Linked DNA regions of Homo sapiens: region 1 is linked to region 2. A link is an interaction called in ENCODE POLR2A ChIA-PET data of the cell type or tissue named here. Cell type or tissue: MCF 10A. All regions are shown on one strand. Links, peaks and the distances in the headings refer to the core of each region. The heading gives the core; the rest is flanking DNA.

Region 1 (9,229 bases), core at 777-8,776, 150 kb before region 2:
CTGTAGGCCTCATTCCGATTTCATCAGTGTCCTTCCTGTGGCCTTTTGCTGGTCCCAGATCCAATCCAGAAGCCCACGTTTAGTTGTCAGATCTCCCTGGTCCTCTAATCTGGGACAGTTCTCAGTCTTTGCCTTTTATAATCTTCACACCAATGATGAAAGCCCATCTGTTATTTTGCGGATATTTTCTTTGTGACGCTGAAATTATGCATTTTTGCCAAGGGTACCCCAGGAGCAACGCTGTGCCCTTCTCAGTGCATTGTGCTTGGTGGGTACGTGAGGTCAATATGTCTTATTACCAGTAATGGTAACTCGATTTGGTTCAAGTGGTGTCCGCTAGGTTTCTCCACTGTAAAGTTTCTGTTCTTCCCTTTGTAATCAGTAAGTATCTGGTTGGGGGATACTTAGAGGCTGTATAAATACTCTGTTCTTCATCAATCTTTCACTCACTAATTTTAGCATCCATCAAACGACCTTTGCCTGCAATAATGAGTACTACGGTGTTTGCCGAGTAATGATTTTTCTATTTCCATCATTCTTTCTACTGGAATTCTACTGGAAGTTAGAGCTGAACTTCCCCTCCTGTTTATTTATTCAGTTATTCTTCGTATCCATGTGGACTCAGGGGTGTTTTCTAGATTCTAGGAACTGTCATGTGTTGCCATCATTATACATTTTGTTGCTCTGCGTATCCCAGGCTCAGTCACTGGGGGAGCCTTCCGGTTGGCCCCTGTTCTGGCATGGCCCTGTCATTTTTGGATCCCTTTCTTACTCTCTAGCACCACAAAATATTCCTGGCTAATCTTGCTCATTCCCAGTGTCAGCCCTGGTGTCAGCCATTTCTCCCAGGAGCCCTGGTTCCTTTAACTGGAGATCGTTATTTAGAGTCCAAGGCCTGGGCACTAGGTGCATTCACTGCTGCCAGGGCGTCACTGCTACTCGGCCCTCCCCTTTGTCCCTGAGGTCCATTTGTCACTGTGTGTTCTGCCTTGGACCCCTCAACATTCTGCCTGTGTGGGAAAGGCGAGACACTCTCCAGTCCCTTTACCGAAGCTGCATTTTACCTCTGTCCACTGTAGTCAGAGTCCAGTAGTGCCACCCCTCCTGCCCCTCTTCCCCACTTTCTTGCGTTCCTGCCACTCTAGGTCCAGAGTACAAAGTACACTTGACAAATCTCATGCAGCTCATGGGAGCTGAGTGGGGCCTGGTCCCAGTGACAGGCTGCCCCCAGGCTGGGGTTGCCCGTCGACCGCAGGCCGTGGCCTGAGAGCCCAGCAGACGGCCACCTGCCCCTGTGCCTGCGGCTCAGTGCCAGCCTCAGACACAGCTCTAAGGAAGGGAAAGGATTCGTCATGCTGAGGGAAAGCTGTCCTAATCCATAGGATTTAGGATGGCTCAACTATCAGTGGACCTTAGGTTTTTTGTTTCTTTGATTTGCTTCAGTTCACCTGATTAAACAACTATAAACCTTGGGCTTGGGAAGGAGATTTCCTGTTGAAATATGTGGATGGATAGTACCATCACACCGTACATCTTGTTGTGTGGAATTGTTTTAAAATAGCAGCTTGTTTTTTCTTTTCTCCCCGCTGTGCTTAGGTGAGATTGCCCAAAGCTAGTGAGGGTATATACAATAGGCACCTTCATACATTGTTGGAGGGAAAAGAAATCTCTTCAACTTTTTTGGAAATACATTTTGCAGCACGTTTTATGAGATTAAAAATGTTCATATGCTTTCACTCATTAATTTCTTCTCTTGGAATCTATTCTGAAAACTAAACAAAAAATATGAAAAAATAGGCAAAGATTTATTTTGCCATTTTTATAATAATCAACTTGAGTAGAAAAACCCTGAAATAGTCAATCATAGGAAAGGTGAAAAATTATTACAAATGCACTTGATAGAATATTATAGAGTCATTAAACAATTTTCCCAATAAATAATATTAGCAACATGGAAAAGCACTTATGATATATTAAATTTAAAAAGGAAGATACTAGGTTAGTTGTACATTTGGACAACACACACACACACACACACACACACACACACACAGTTATTTATGAATACATAAAAGACCAAGGGGGAAAGAACTAAAGTATAAATAGTAGTTATGTTATGGTGTTTTGTGTATTTTTCTTTTCCTTCTACATTTTGTATCTTGTAAATCTTCTTGAAGGAGCCCAAACTACTTTGATAACAGAGTGAATAAAATAAGGTTTTTCATTTCTTGTAAGAATAGATGTCTTAGGGGTATTAAAGATTAGATTTAATATTTACTTTTAAAATAATTGTTCTCAGCCAAAATGCCATCTGGCTAGCAGAATTATCTGGAACACCTTTCCAAAATACACATCTGCATATCCAGCCCCCATGCACACCCAATACACATGCACGTGCACATGCACATACACACACATGCACGTGCACATGCACACACACACACATGCACGTGCACATGCACACATGCACACACACGTACACCTATGCACACATGCAACCCATATGCACACATGCACACATGCACATATATGAACACATGCACACGTGCAAACATGCACACACACACGTATGCACACACAAACATGCACCGACGCACACATGATCCCACACACATGCACACATACGCACACACATGCACATATGCATGCACATGCACACGCACACACATGCACGCATATGCACACACATGCTCACATATGCACACACACGCACATGCACACACACACACAAAGGCACATGCACGTGCACACACTCAGTCACTGGGACTAAGACCCACAGTGCTTGTTCCTCGCTGCAAGGTTGTATCACCAAGGAGTTGGGGAACTCAGCTGAGAGGGTGACCTTCCTCCCAGGGTGGGGGGACACAGAGACAGACCAGGGCTTATGCAGGCCTTTACTAATAATCCTACCACATTTGTTTAAAAAATATAAAGGAATATTTGGAAACAAAAGAAAAGAAAGAAGTTACTTAGAGTCCTACCTGTCTAGAGGGACCAGTTTGCATTTTTGTGTATTTTATAGGAGTGTTTTTGAAAAAAATATATCCTAGCCCTTAAAACAAACCCCCTCCCCATTCCTTCCTGTGCTTGTGAGGAATGAGGCATGGTGCTTTGGTCATGGCCCCATGCGCTGCTGGGGCTGGGTCCAGTCCTGACATTTTTTAGGTGTCTGAATTTGGACACATTCCTTAGCCTTTTTCAGGTTACTTGTCACTATTTTTTTGGAACAAAATATGATGATAATAGTTTCTATAGACCTCATAATATTGTAGTGAGGTTGAAAACAGATACCCATATAAGACACTTAGAATAATGTCTGGCCCATGGTGAACACTCAATACCTTTTATTATTAACATCATCCCTTTCATTATTATTACTAAACAAATGGCTGTACTCCTAGTAGAGGTCACAAATGGTGGTCCTGGGTTAGGTTCGCAGATATGTTTTGGTTGGCTCTCACCGTGTTTTGTTTTGTTTTGTTTTTTGAGTCTCGCTCTGTCGCCCAGGCTGCAGTGCAATGGTGCGATCTCGGCGCACTGCAACCTCGGCCTCCTGGATTCAAGTGATTCTCCTGCCTCAGCCTCCTGAGTAGCTAGGATTACAGGTGTGCACCACCATGCTCAGCTAATTTTTTTGTATTTTTACTAGAGACAGGGTTCCATCATGTTGGTCAGGCTGGTCTTGAACTCCTGGCCTCAGGTAATCCACTGGCCTCGGCCTCCCAAAGTGTTGGGATTACAGGTGTGAGCCACCACGCCTGGGCCTCTCACCATGTTTTAAAATATTAATGAATTAACAACTAAAAAGCAGGAGACTTCACAGAAAATTCCAGATTTCTCATGGCTCTTGAAATACTGTGAGCATCTGACAATCCTGAGCCTGTTTTCCTGTTTGGTGGAAACCCGCAGGAGCTGGGCTGCCCTCCCACTGCCGTCATTGCTATTGATGGCCTGTGTCTGTGGGACATTTATAAATGTTCACCATCATCCCTTTACCGAAAGATGCTCTTTGATTTATAAAAACCAGGGAAGGTCTAGTCCAGAAGGTCAGGCAGCTGCACAATGTCAAGTTAGTGCTGAGTGTGGACAGCCAAGGATGCTATTAGCTGAGGGAGCAACAGTGGAGATACTGGTTGAGAAGTTCATCTCAGATTGGGAGCTGAGTGTAAGAGGACAGGGCTGGGTTGGGGCCACAGGCAAGGCCAGAGCAGGTCCCAGGTGCAGCCCACCAATCCAAGTGGACCTGGGAGAAGCCTGACTTGTAGGGGATGGTCCCCAGTAGAGGCCTCTAGGACTCCTTGGACAGGCTCTGGAATTCCTAGTTCTGAGAGAAGGGCCAGAGTATGGGCTCAGCTTCAAGGCCTACAAACAAGTCATTTGTCCAAAATGGTCATTAGCAAGACCTCCGGTGATCCTACTCCTCTTTAAGCCAGAGGGCTATGGAGGCCAGACCTACTCTGCCTCTTTGAGCTGGCCCCAGTGGTGATGGGGTCTCCTTGCATGGTTGAGAAGACCATGGGCTGGGGGAGGCAACAGATGATTAGGCCAGTAGCACATGGCCGTTGGGGTGGGGATACAGTACAGCCTTCGGTCACAGATCAGGGAAGAGTGAACTGGCTGGTGTAGGGATTGAGCCTGAGACTGGTCTCATTCACATTGAAACTTCCCAGAGCAGACCATGACTCCCAGAATGTCGCTGTAGTTCCTTAGAGACCTATGTGCTCTTCCATAAATACTGTATCATCGTGGGTTTCCTGACACGCAGGTTCCAGTAGATTGAGGTGGGAGGAAGAACAGGCTGAGTGATCCTAACTGGAGCCCTCCCCAAGGCCAAGGCCACTGACTCATGTTCCCACAGGCCATCTTTTCCTTGGTTTCAGGGAACTGCTGTTGGCTAGTAGCCCTTAGCTGTGGGCGGGAAAATTGCATCTTCAAGACATAGAATACTTAGTACTCTTTATTTATGTATCCTTTCTAACCACAGTGAAAGGCAAAACCATCTAGAGAGCTAGAGTTTCCAACCATGGCCACACCCCAAGTCTTTGCCCCCAGGTCCTCATGTTCTCTTGGGAGAGCTGCTACTTTGCAGCCAAGTGGAAAATTGGTGTGAGGTCAGAAAGGCCCTGGGCAGGGCCGCTCCCAGCTTCTCTTCTCTGTGCCAGGCTGCCCAAAACCCTGGTCTCCATCCCAAATTAACTTACTCATCAGAGGAGATACTTTTACCATTAAAAATCTACAATTCATGGTTCAAGATGGCAAGCCCATAAGTCAAACTTTCTCTCTCCAAAATTCCCATGGAAAATGAACAAATGTAGGAAGAGTGCTGAAAAGTGAATTAGTGCTGGGAAACAGAGAAGGTTGATCTCCACAGGCTTCAGAAAGTGTCTTCAACATACTGCATAGATGGGTTGGATGGAAGGAAGGATGTACCAACTCGTGCATATTGGGCATGTATTGGAAAACCCCTCCTGGGAAGAAAGTGGAGGCCCCAAAGAGCCTCAAGCTTGGAATGCTAGGCTCCTAAGGGCATGGGGCTGTGGAACAATTTTGGAAAGGGTGGTGGGGTTTAGCACATGGGTGGGTGGAAGCCGTGGGTGCTCTGAGTGGCTCAGCTTACATCAGCTAAAGCACAAATCACCAATGGGGGACCCTGAGAGCTGTGTTCTGTTTCCTAATGCATGATGCTCCCTATAGGATCTGTCTTCTTCTTCCCACAGTCTACCTTCTTAATTCAGACACAGACAACACCCTCAAAGGCACAGCAACATTGAGGTGGACTGGCAGTGGGGCAGTTAGTTGACAGGGCAAGGGCAAAGGTGGCAAGTTATCCAGAAGCTCATAGGATAATCCCCCTTAGTTGGTGACATGCCATCCTTCACCTGTATGTATCCTGAGCTGGGACAGATTGTGGTAAGAAGTCTGAGGAATGGGAAAGGATATCTTTAGATCCTGAAGATCATCTTAGATATGACTCAGAGATAGCAATGCATCCGTTCTTGTGCCAGGCCAGCCACTTACCAGCTGTGTGACTTCTGGACCTCAGTTTCCTCATCTGTTAAAATAGGTCTAATCTCAGCACCTACTGCATAAGATTTTTGTGAGGATTACATGTGATGTGTGTAAGGCACCGTAGCTTAGTGATTTCAGGATTACTACTTCAAACTAGTTCCCCTAGATTCAGTGCTAGGCACTGAGAACCCAGGCAGAGGTAGATGTTTAAATAGTATTTGTTAAATTTGTTATTATCATTCATTTCAGTTATCTGATGCTACAAAACAAATCCTAGTGACTTACCCCAAAACATAGGGGCTTAGAACAACAAAATATAACTATTACCACAAATGGTTTCTTGTGGATCAGGAATCCCAGGCACCTTGGCTGGGTGGCTCTGGCCTGAGCTTTCTGAGGAAGGTTCAGTGAAATGTCAGCCAGGATTGCAGTCATCGAAGGCTAGAGTGGGGCTGGAGGAGTCACCTTCAAGGTGGCTCATTTGTGTAGTTAGCTAATTGGTGCTGCCTGTTGGCAAAGGCCTTGTTCCTCCGTGTGGGTCTCTCCATGTGGCTTGGGCTTCCTCACATAATAGTGTCTTGGTTCCAAAGGTGAGCATCCTGACACCCAGAGAGAGAAAGAGAGAGAGAGAACCAGCAGGAACATCAAGCTTCTGCCATACTCCATTGGTCAGGCAATCACAGTCCCTGCCCAGATTTGAGTGGGGGAAACTAGACCCCACATCCCATTGGGAGGGATGAAATGGGATAAATACATGTGAGTACAAATATGTGTCCTTGGAACATAAAATCTGACACATTATTGTTCTTCTTATTATTAGAATTTGAGAGAGAAGCTTCATACCCACCTTTTGTAAAAGTTACTGGCAGTCAGAAACTGGTCTTGTCTGTCCCATGTGTGAACAGAGGTGGACCTTTCTTGCCAAGCTCCTGGATTGATAAACAACGTCTGGAAATTTTTTTTTAATGAAAATCTTGGCTGGGTTAGTGATGGAGCATGAGAAACAGAACACAAAGAACTATTCAATGATTCATCAAATTTATATCATATTGCAAAATTCTTGCACTTAAAAAAACTGGCTGTGAAAATCAGTGTCATAGGTACCCATGATATGTGGTTTTAAAGAAGAACAGAGGTGGAAGCACAGACTTTAGAGTGTCTGGAGGGAATCTCCCTCACTTGGCTTTATGGTCTCCAGTCTACTCCATCCTCTGACCCTGTTCAACCCCTTACTCTCAATGTATGACCTTGCATCCTTCTCAGAGAAAATAGGAACCGTCACATGGAGCACTCTCACCTTTGCACCACCAAATCGGCACTCCCCCTTGTGTCTTTTTTAAAATCTCCTCTTCCTTTTCCCCATTACAATGAAAGAGTGGTCCCTCTTCTGACTGCAGCTAGCTCCTCTTTGCCTGCTCTGGATCCCATCCCACTTCTTCATTCCAAGGACCACTAACATGTCGACCCCCACCGCTGTCTGTCTTTGACATTTTGCTTGTATTTTCCCCTTTTCAACAGTTCATGCCATTCCCATATTTAAAAGCACCTAAGAAATCCCCATCAACAACACCAATCAAAACTACCACCAACACCAGTACAAATAATCCTCTACACAGGCTGTACCCCCCACCACTCCCATCTGATTCCCTGCAGGTACTGTCCTGTCTTCCTGCTCCCTTCACAGATAAACTTGCCCTAAACAATTGTCTTCACTTACAGTCCCCACGTTCTCATATCTCACTCCTTCCTCAGTTCACTTCAATCTAGTATTTGCCTACATAACTTCACTGGAATTGCTCCCACTGTTGTCCTCAGTCAATCCAGTGGACACCTGTGGTCCTTCCCATCATGCTGGGTCTCTCTGTGGCAGTCTCCACTACTGACTACACTCTTGTGTGTAGAAACCATCTCTTATCTAGGCTTCTGGAACTAAACACTCTTGGTTTGCCTTTTAGACAGACTCCTCCCTCCTCTGCTTAACCGTTAAGCTTTGCAGTTTCTCAGGCACCCTCTTAACGGAATCTTCTCCTCTCACTTCCAATAGTCTGAGGAGAGATGGATTGAAAAAAAAAATGCATCCAAGCAGTTCAGACCCCAACAGTATTCCTCTCTTTGGGGCATCTCCTCCTATGGACATTCTCCTCCTCTACTCACCCTTCACCAGCTCTTCCTGAGTTGGCTGAATGGGAGCACTTGAGGGGGATAGTAGGAGTACATATTAGGGATCCCTATTGTGGGCACAGATTGAGTCAGCCTTTCCAGTTTTATCAATAATAAAACATATTTTTTTATTTCCATCTGACACCTGTGCCTTATCTCTTAAATTTTAAAGGAGAAGAACGAGTTATTGTTTATGGTTGTATTCAAATTCCAACATACATAATTACTGTCCGGTTGCCCTACCAGGCAGTCAACTCCATGAGGTCAGAGACTACCTCCGTATTGTCCACTCTGATTCCTCAGCACCCAGCATAGCCCCCAACACATTTAAGACAGTAACACTTGTATAGAATATTTCAATTTTCAAAACACATTTGCATAAATATTGCATGTAATTTTTACCATAATAGTATTCTGCACTCCCATCTTCCCCAGACCCACTTTTAAAGTTAGGGATTAAAGTCTGAGAGAGATTAAACAATGGAGATTGAGAGCCATTGAACTAATAAATTTTCCAGGATGTAAAGAGAAGTTTTTCTAATATTAATAACAATTTTTCTAAGTCCTGGTGTTTCAATAATTGTTATACAACTTGGGTATGCAACTGAATCTATATGAAATGTTTTAAAATAAATCTACAATTAAGAGATTTGCCAGTGTGCTCAGTAATTTTCAGATTTGTCAGCTTCTTCATTTCCAGAATGGCAGAATGAGGAGATTGTCAAATCCTCTCCCCAAAAAGTAATAATAAAACTGGACAAAATTATCAAAAACAACCATCTCAGGACTGAAAATTGACCAAAGCCATACAACAAATTGAGAAGCATTTACTCAAGATAAACTACTGAACCTCAGGTAAGAAAAATAGTGTGTGGTATTTTTAAGCCTGGGGCTACTTCATTTTCCCATCCCCCAGCTTAGTCAATGCAGTAATTCTACCAGGGAAAGCATACCTTAAAAACCAGCACCTCACCTGCTAGAGGTGGCTTATTTGGTTAAAAGCTGTGCACAGAAAGACCCCATGCTCAGATGTGTTGCTGAAAATAAGTAGAAATCTCAG
Region 2 (9,229 bases), core at 410-8,409:
TAGGTTAACTCCTGACAAGACTGACTCAAACTTCACACTAACAGCTTATCAAAAGAAAAAGTATTTTCATCTCAAGGAATAAATTCTATTGACCTCAGACTTTTCTGTTCTATACATGATGTCTGGCATTAGATCAAAAATTATGAGACAGAAAAAAAAAACAAGACAAAAATAACCCACTGCCAAGAGGCAGAAATAGAACCAGACTCACAGATAGCCAGACGTCCATACTATCAGACAAAAAATTAAAAATAATAGTGATTAATATATTAAAGACTAGTGGAAAAGGTGGACAACATGCATGAGCAGATGACAACTTTCAGCAGAGAGAGGGAAACTATAAAAAAGCATCCAATGGAAATGCTGGAAATAAAATAGTTATGAAGAAAACAAATGTGGTATATATATGCACCATGGAATACTACTTAACCATAAAAAAGAATGAAAGAATGTCTTTTGCATCAACTTGAATACAACTGGAGGCCATTATCTTAACTAACTCAGGAACAGAAAACCAAATACTGCATGCTTTCATTCATAAGGCAGGGCTAAGCTATGGGCACACAAAGGCAAGCAGAGTGGTGAAATGGACATTGAAGACTCAGAAGGGAAAGGATGGGAGTGAGGCAAGGGATGAAAAGTCACCTGTTGGGTACAATGTACACTATTTGGGTGATGGGTATGTTAAAAGCTCAGACTTCACCACTATGCAATTCATCCATGTAACCAAAAACCACTTGTACCCCCAAATATTTATTTATTTATTGTAAATAAATAAAATTTAAATTAAAAATTAGAAAGCCTTTATCAGGCTTATCACTAGACTCAACACAGGCAATGAATCATTGAACTTACAGGTGACTCAATGGAAATCACCAAAATAAAACACAAAGAGAATAAAAGAGAGGGAAAAATAGAGCAGGAAATGAAAAGCCATGGGACATTAGCAAAAAGTCAAACATAAGTGTAATCGAGATTCCTGAAAGGAAAGAGAGAGAGAGAAGAAACAGAAATATTTGAAGAGATAGTGGACAAGAATTTATCAAAACAGTGAAAGATGTTAGATCACAGATCTGTGAAACTTGCGGAACCAGAAACGAGACAGATGAACACTGAGGGGCAGAAAAACACCCCTCAATACGTTATGCATGAACTTCTTAAAAACAAAGACAAAGATCTTGAAAGTACTCCAACACATTACCAACATAAGCACAACGGTAAGAATTTATAGGAGACTCCTTATGAAAAACCATGTAAACTAAATTTCAGAGAGAGAGAGAGCGTGACTCCTGACTGCCCCAGCTGACTCCCGTCCTCCTTGTTTGAGCAAAGCTTGGCGTGTCAAGCTGTCTCATGGCTGTGGCCAAGGGACCACACCTGCCCCAACTCAAGCACAGTGTGACTCTCCCCTGCGGTGCCTCTGCACGTTTGGACTTTGTTACCCTTATTTGATAAGGAACCATTGATCATGCTGAAGCCGTTTCAGAAGAAAAATGCACATATTGATACATCAATTTGATTTCCAAGCTGAATCAAGTGAAGATATATTATAGAGTCAGCTGACCTAGGGACCAAGGAACAAGCCAGAAAATATCAAAATCAGAGTACCCAGGAAGACGAGGCCTCCAAAGAGCTCCAAATGCCGAGGTCGGCCTCATATCGCACAGTTCAGACTCTATGGAAAATAACATCGAGAATGAAATGTTGTGATACCTCGGTGCATGGACTTTTATTATTGTGGGGTTTGAAAGTAAAGGGGAGATAAATATGGGTCATAAAGACCTGTTTTTCAATTCCATTTGTACCCTGCATATTTATATTGATAACACTTCCCCATGAGTCTTTCTAAACAAGAAGCCATCAAGGCAGTGCTTAAGAAGTATAATAATAAAACAATAAATAAATAAATAAAACAGTGTGGGGGGGAATTGCCATAGGAATTAAATAAAGAGACAAAGATTAAATATATTGTAGTACACTGCATTTGATGATAAGATGGGAAAAGGACATGCTGAATTCTGAATAAAGTCTATTAATTATTAAAAAAAGAAGTCTATTTTTCTAGATTACGGGAGTTTAATAAAAGATTTTTCTAAAAAAATTTAAAAAAAGAATCTGTTCTCAGACCATGGCTCTGCCTCTTAACAGCTATTTCACTCTGAAAGAGTTGTTTTACCTCTGAGTCTGTTCCTCCGCTTTCAGAAGGTCATTATGGGGATTAAATAAGGTAAATCAAGGAAAGTGCTCAGCATGATGCCTGGCACACCATAAACACCCAATAAATTTTAGTCACCATTAGCTATTGTTTTTGTTTATTATTCTCATCATTATTTGGTCAGGGTCACTTTGATCAAAGCCAGGGTACAATCTGTTGCTTCTCCATGAGTGCCTTATTCTTTGGGTCTCTCCAAAGCCCAGGATACATTCTTCTGTGACTTTTCACTGTCCATTGCTCATGCTCCTTTACGAGGTTTGAGAGATGAGTGCCAGCACTGTATTTGGGAGCCGCTGCAGCTCTGCACAGACCCAGAACGTCATGTGCTTTCCCCTCGGCGTGGCCAGGGAGAGCTCGTCTACCCCCGCGTGCTACTCGCCAGCTTTCCCCACTTCGAGGGCGGAGCTCAGTGGCTTAGCGTGAAGTGATCAAATGAGTGTTTACACCAAAGCACTCTATGGGTCTATATCAATATTTCTAAGAATCGTTTCATTTATAGAAATTATTACCCAGCTGACCTGTTATCATGTACAACAGCTTCACTGGCAAAAGCATCATATTCTAGATCGGGGCTTAGCAAACTTTTCTGTAAAGGACCAGAGAGTGAATATTTTCAGCTTTGTGGGCCACACACAATCCTGTTTTATAATCTTCTCGTTTTTTGTTACAACTTTTAAAAAATGCAAAGCAACAACAACCAAAAATAAATAAATAAATAACCCACTCTTAACCTGTGGACTATACAGAAAGAGTTTGTGGGCCAAAATTTGCCCACTGGCCATAGTTTGCTGATCCCTGTTCTAGATGTCTGATTTGCTTTGTATTGGACAGTTTGGCAATAGGAAGAATACACACTTAAATTTTCTTCTCTTTGGCAGAATTGCATTAAAAATCAATTCTTTTTAGCTTTTAGGAAACTGAACTCTCGCAGAGATTTAATTGGAAGAGAACCAGCATTTCATTGAAACATATTTGGAAACACGTTGTGTATATTGAGACACACACACAGACACGGTCTCTGTACTCCAAGTAGTTGAAGTCAACAAATGTGTCTGAACTTTTTTAGCTGGTTTCCATGGGAACGTAGATGAAAACAAAACGTATATTCTGAGGAAGCACCAGGTTTTCTGGCTGAGGAAACGTTTTCTGAGTTAACTCTGAAGGGTGTTTTATTTCCAAGAGTGACGGCTTGGTTGATTCTCTCCTCTCCCTCCTCTTTTCTGTCTTCTCCTCCTCCCCTCTCTGTGTGTTCCCCGCGCCACATGTGCCCTTCGTGGTTCTGTGTCCCTCTCTGCACCCTCACCCCCTCCTTGCTGCCGCTCCTGGGCCTCTGGATGAAGCCTCCGCATCTGGTTTCCATCTCCCTGCGCCGCGGGACTGAAGCCCGGCCGACCCAGATTTCCCGTTCATAAATCATTACTCATCTGGAGCCCAGCCAGGAGCACTTCAGGGACTGTTTACTCAGCACGTCTCCTTTTTCAGAAGAACTGCTTCCCTTCTGTGTCGTTTCAAGTCTGGCTGCCATCTTCTACGTTGATCATTTTCCCCATTTTTATCTTTGAAAAGCAGACAAGAGAGGAATTCACTGTGATAAGGCATTTAAATGAGCTGTATCAAACGTACAGCTGGGTCAAACATAAGAGTTTATTCTAATAAAAGTGGCGAGAAATTCGGAAGTACATACATATTGTGGTAAGAACATATGATATTTGATATTTTAAGTAAACTTTGCAGAAGTAGAGGGAGTTAACACATAATCATAGCTATGTGCCAGGTAACACTTGAAATGTTAACTGAATGCTCACGGCAACTCTACACTATAGGTGCTATTAACCTTATTTTACAGATGAGGAAACTGAGGCACAGAAAACATAACTACTAATAACGTGCCCATCTGCTAGTAAATGACGATCCTCTGACAAGGACCCAGTCTGGCACCAGAGCTTCTGCTCTCTCAAGCAGCTGATTCAACTGCTTCTTCGTTTCTTCAACTGTAAAATCATTTCCATTTCACAGATGGGGAAACTGAGGCTCCAAAAGTTAAGCAAATGAAGCTGTAACAGCTATTTTCAAATATTTCCAAACTGTCTCTTTCCTTAGTACTTCCAATGTGTTTTAGTGCTGTACTGCGTGTGTTTACAGTAAACTCCCAAGAAGTTTAAAAATTCCTCTATGTGTCATTAAGGTTTCCAAAAACTACTTTAATTTTTCCATTTTTCACAGAAGCATGTGACTTGCATAGATTTCTCTTAAATGATTTATAAGAGAAATAAAATGAATGTCAAAATGTTTTTACCTAAGAACGGAGTAAATCAGATATTTTTCCTATGGTCATAATGCCAATGACTTCAGAGGAATTTAACGATGAAAATGGAAACATAAAATAAGATAAAGGGCACTGAGTGCTGTTCTAATTTCTGAGTCATATTTTTGGGAAATAATTAATATAAAGAATACTCAGTGACCATTTTCCATGTTTATTCAGTGATAAACACCATGCCAGCTGCTGGGAGAAAAGAGACACATTAAGTAATTTATCTTCCTGCAAAGAGTGACACTGCAGTGGTAGTACATAAGGGTTGGAATGACATTCTTGTCAATTACAGCATTTTGTAGAAATGCAGTTTCTTTGAATGTGAAGGATCAGCTGATCTGTCACCATCATTTTCCAACTGGTATGTTATTGGGGTGGGTTGGGAAAGGGGGCTAGGTTGTGCTGCAGTAACCAACAACTCCAAAATCTCAGTAGGTTAATCCAGCCAAATTTATTTTTTCACTCACATTACCAGTCCTATATAGGACAGCAGAGGCCTCTACTCCACACAGTCACTCAAGGATCAAGGTGATTATGCCTCTACAGTTTTGTACCTAAACCATCAAAAACATGGGGCCTGCATAGAGAGACTGAAGAAAATAGCATGGCTTTTTATGAACTCAACAAGAAAGAACACTCATCTTTTGTCCTTGGCCAGAATTCATTGTCCAGACCCACTACCTGCAATATGAATGGAATATTCGTGGGAGCTGGTGAATCCCACTGTGGGTTCACAGAAATGAAACTAAGGCTCAGAAAAAGGGAAATATCAAGCTTACTTCCTAGCCTCATCAACTCTCCACTCCCTAGAGTTGAAGTAAGAGAATACAAAGCCTTTAGGAACAGTGACAGTTAAAAGACAGATATTCAATGAGGGATAATTGGATAGAGATATTGATTCTGAACTATATTGTAATTAAAATATATTGCTTATCAGAAGCTTACTAAATTCTAGTCCTTGGCATGTATTTTTAAAGCATTTTGAATCCTTACAACAACCCTATGAAGTGAAGTGATTTGCTCAGTGATGCACAGCCCGTAAGTGGCAAATCTGGCACTAGAACACTAGCCAATTGGACCCCAAAGCCAGTGGCATTAACTTGTATGCAATATTCTCAACAATTATCCCATGCAGTGTGAAAACAGTGATGCAAAAGGTTTTGTGCGTTTTTTATATATCATTGACATCAATGTTACCCCCTCCTTATCTCCAGCGCATGTCTCAAAACTTGGTTGTTCTTGCTACCCTGCTCTTCCTTTCCTCAGTCTTTCTCTTAGTTTGCAAATATCCTTTTCATTGATTTGATTTCCTTAATATAATTTATGCCACATTTACTGTGTCCCAGTTGGATGCATATATCACGGTGAAGCAAGTGCATGAAGAATAAACAGAAACTTACCTATTTATCTATTTATACAGGAAAACAGCCCCAGATGGTGTTTAGTCTATGCATCTCATGTTTAAATTCATAAGCTAACTGAGTAATTGTCAAAAACATTCCCCTATTGCTTAGTGGTTTCTATTACTTGTAGGCAAAATATTTATAACTAAGAAAAATCAGAAATTAATTGCAAGTAGCTGACCCAAACATATGGAATTGGCTGAATTTGCAGGGAGGAGGGTGATGATAGTTCTCAAGATTCCTCCATCCTGGGAAGAAAGCTGGTAATTCCTGTTAAACCAACAGCCTACTGAGGCCAATGCTTTAGAATATTTTTTGGCAAATGTCATAGAATCAAGATGTGTTGACTGCCTCTTACTGCCTTTAGTAAGAATCTAAATGAGAATACGAGCTTTGATCCAAGGTTACTGCCTGGAAGCAAAAATGAAAGAAAAAGAGAGAGGGGGAGAGAAATAACAGCAGGGCAAGTATATTATTTATTAAGGGAAGTCCTTTCTCCTGATTTCCAGCAATATAATACTGCTAAGTTTCAGATAAATAGGCCATTTGCAAAACTTAACCATTTCTAAAGCTAAAGTTGAAGTACCAACAAGTAAAATAAGAGATCCTTGTCATTAGAATAAGGCTCTCTAGGAAGAGTCAGAGGAATTCAGGATGCTATTAATAGCTCCACTGGGCCCCAATCAAACACAGCCATCTCAGAGCCTTAGTGTTTGTGGGGCTCCTACCTGGGTTCTTCCTTCATCTTCAGCACCTCTCTCCTCTGCCTAAGATTTTCAGGGCTGACTCATATCTTCGCTTCCTTCAATTGTCTGTTCAAATGATTTATTTCCAGGAAGGTCTTCCTCAGCACCATTTATAAAACACAAACACACATGAACATGCACATTACTCTCACTTCTCCTGCTCTGCTATATTTTTATGCCTAGACTTATCACCACTCAACACAGAATATATTTCTTTGCCCATCTCTGTATATTATTCAGAGTAGGTTAAACTGATGTTATACCAAATAGATTCAAGCATGTAATGTCTCAATACAGTAAGCTTTGTTTCCTGCTCACCTAGTAGTCCTAGGTAGATACTGAAGTTGGCAGGTTGGTTCTCCTCCATGCAGTCATTCAGGGATCCACACTCCTTCCATTCTGTGGCTCCATCATTTCTGAATCCAGTAAGCAGAAGCTAATAGTCATGAAGGGATATACATGGAGGTGTTCATTGTCCAGGTCCGGAACACATCACTTTTGCTCGTTGGGTTGGAAAGGGCTTGGTAATTTGATCATACATAACTTTAAGAAATATTGGGAAATAGAGTTTTGGTGTGTGTCCAAAGTAGAGGAGACTGGATTTTGCTGAACAGCTTGCCCTTTCTATTCAGTGTCCTTCCACTAAAAGGTAAGCTACTTGAAAGCAGAAACTTGTCTGTTTTGTTATATTTACAATGCCTACAGCAATGCCTGAAACGTAGTAGACATTCAATAAGTTCATGTTAAATGAAGTTGAAAAAATGGACATAAGAAAATTTGATTTGAATGTAGCCTGAGAAGGCTGGGACTACAGTCCAGGGCACGTTAGGGACAGATTCAACTATACTCTCACTTCTGTTTATTTTTCACCACACAAACCTCCTGCAGATTATTAAATTTAGAACTAAAGAAATTAAAATGCCCCAAAGCTCTGGACAGTTTACTTTAGTGGGTCATGGTGAATAAAAATCATACTTATCCAACAATTCTGGCATTGAAAACTTATAAACGTATTCTTCACACATAGAAGAGAAAGGAATTTTAGTAATATTAAAGGTAGTTATGTCACCAGAAAACTCCCAAGCTTAGCTAAGAGGGTCTTGAGATTTTTCCATCACTCTCCAAGATGAGTAGCGCACAAATACATACACATCACATGAAAACACTTCTTTTTCTCTCTTAAGCCTGGCCCAGAAGCACACTGGAACACAGAAGTCATTCAATCAGGCAGAAGCTGTGCCCACCAGACAGACTTATTAAGGAGTTCAGTTCACATCCAGGGCAACATGTCAACAAGGACGCGTGTGTCACTTTTTCTGTCCAGAAGAAAACAGCCTGTGCTCGGGACCTTCGACCGATGTACAGTGCGGGTAACATTTCCACCTTGCTTTTCTCTACCAGTTCACACCAGATGTGATGGACAGTTATGCCCAGGTTGCAGGCTGTAAGGAGCTACATCTGGACTGTATCAAGACTGTGTCTGGGGAGAAATGGTTTTTACCATTTTGGTTTTTACATTTTGGTACTATATACCATCCTGTACGTAGACAGCTGCAGCCGCTCCGTGATATTACCTCCAGATGCAATGATTGGTGTGTGTGTGTGTTTCCGTGATATTACCTCCAGATGCAATGACTGGTGTGTGTGTGTGTGTGTCTGTCTATATGTGCATGAGTGTGTGTGTGTGTGAGTGTGTACACCTATGTGTGTACTAGGCAGCCCAGCAGTGGACTCTAGACTAGACCAGACAGCTTGACCAGCATCACTTCTCTAGGATTGTCCTTTCCTGTTATCCATGCAGTAATCTGGTTAGGGTGAGTTGGGATTTGACCCACACTGGGCAGCTGGGCCAGTCAGTGTTTCCCCAGAAATTGGAATGAAGGAGTCAGGTAGCTGTGGATCTCTATCCTAGTGGTGACGTTTCCTTATTCAAGGAAAGAAAGCAAAGTATTAGGAGGTCCCACAAGGTGGGGGAGGAATATGTTAATTGCTGTTGCAGTTTTTTTATGGCAGCTAAATGATGCTGAGGGGAACCTCACAAATAAAACTGTCTTGATAGAAATAATGATGACTATCTTTTTACTGAATATATATAATATGTCAAATAGGGTATTAGTTACTTTACTTGCAAGAATCCTGGGAAGTAGATATTATTTCTATCTCTACTTTACACATGTAAAAACTGACTCACAAAGGTCAAACTAACCCAAATGCATTAGTTTTTTTTTTTTTTCTTGACGGTTAACAAATTTCACAAACTTAGTGCTTAAAATAGCACAGATTTACTACTTTACAGTTTTGGAAGTCAGAAGTCTGGAATGGCCTCAATGAGTGGGGATCAGGGTGGAGCAGGACTGCTCTTCTTCCTGGAAGCTCTAGGAGAGAGTTTCCTCCGTGTCTTTTCCTTCTAGAGGCTGACACATTCCTTCCCTCACTGCCCCTTCCTCCACCTTCAGAGCCAGCAACAGAGCCTCTCTCTGGGTTTGCTTCTCTCTGAGCCTCACACCTTGCTCCCTGAGCCCCTCTTGTTCTCATCTGTCTCCTCTCCCAC

What was found. Peaks named below come from ENCODE experiments on the same cell type or tissue, not always from the same donor. Only the 100,000 strongest peaks of a DNase experiment are listed, where the experiment ranks them.
Region 1: POLR2A ChIA-PET joins it to region 2 with 7 read pairs; 3 of 35 experiments call an interaction of 5 or more read pairs at or near these places.

Annotation. Positions count from the first base shown.
Region 1 is chr2:237,136,864-237,146,092 of GRCh38, forward strand. It overlaps LOC124906127 (a long non-coding RNA gene), which reads right to left. Exons shown (of 2, transcript XR_007088143.1): 1 at 6,857-9,229; 2 at 1-6,608. Among named protein-coding and RNA genes, the nearest start is that of COPS8, 56 kb to the left of the region's middle. RefSeq lists enhancers at 753-1,256, 1,257-1,759. In MCF 10A, for the core only: no CTCF peak of the experiment used is centred there; DNase peaks (open chromatin) are centred at 4,948 and 7,008.
Region 2 is chr2:237,287,976-237,297,204 of GRCh38, forward strand. It overlaps LOC105373954 (a long non-coding RNA gene), which reads right to left. Exons shown (of 4, transcript XR_924039.3): 2 at 6,997-7,114; 3 at 6,661-6,773; 4 at 2,127-3,771. Among named protein-coding and RNA genes, the nearest start is that of COL6A3, 120 kb to the right of the region's middle. In MCF 10A, for the core only: no CTCF peak of the experiment used is centred there; DNase peaks (open chromatin) are centred at 3,286 and 3,646.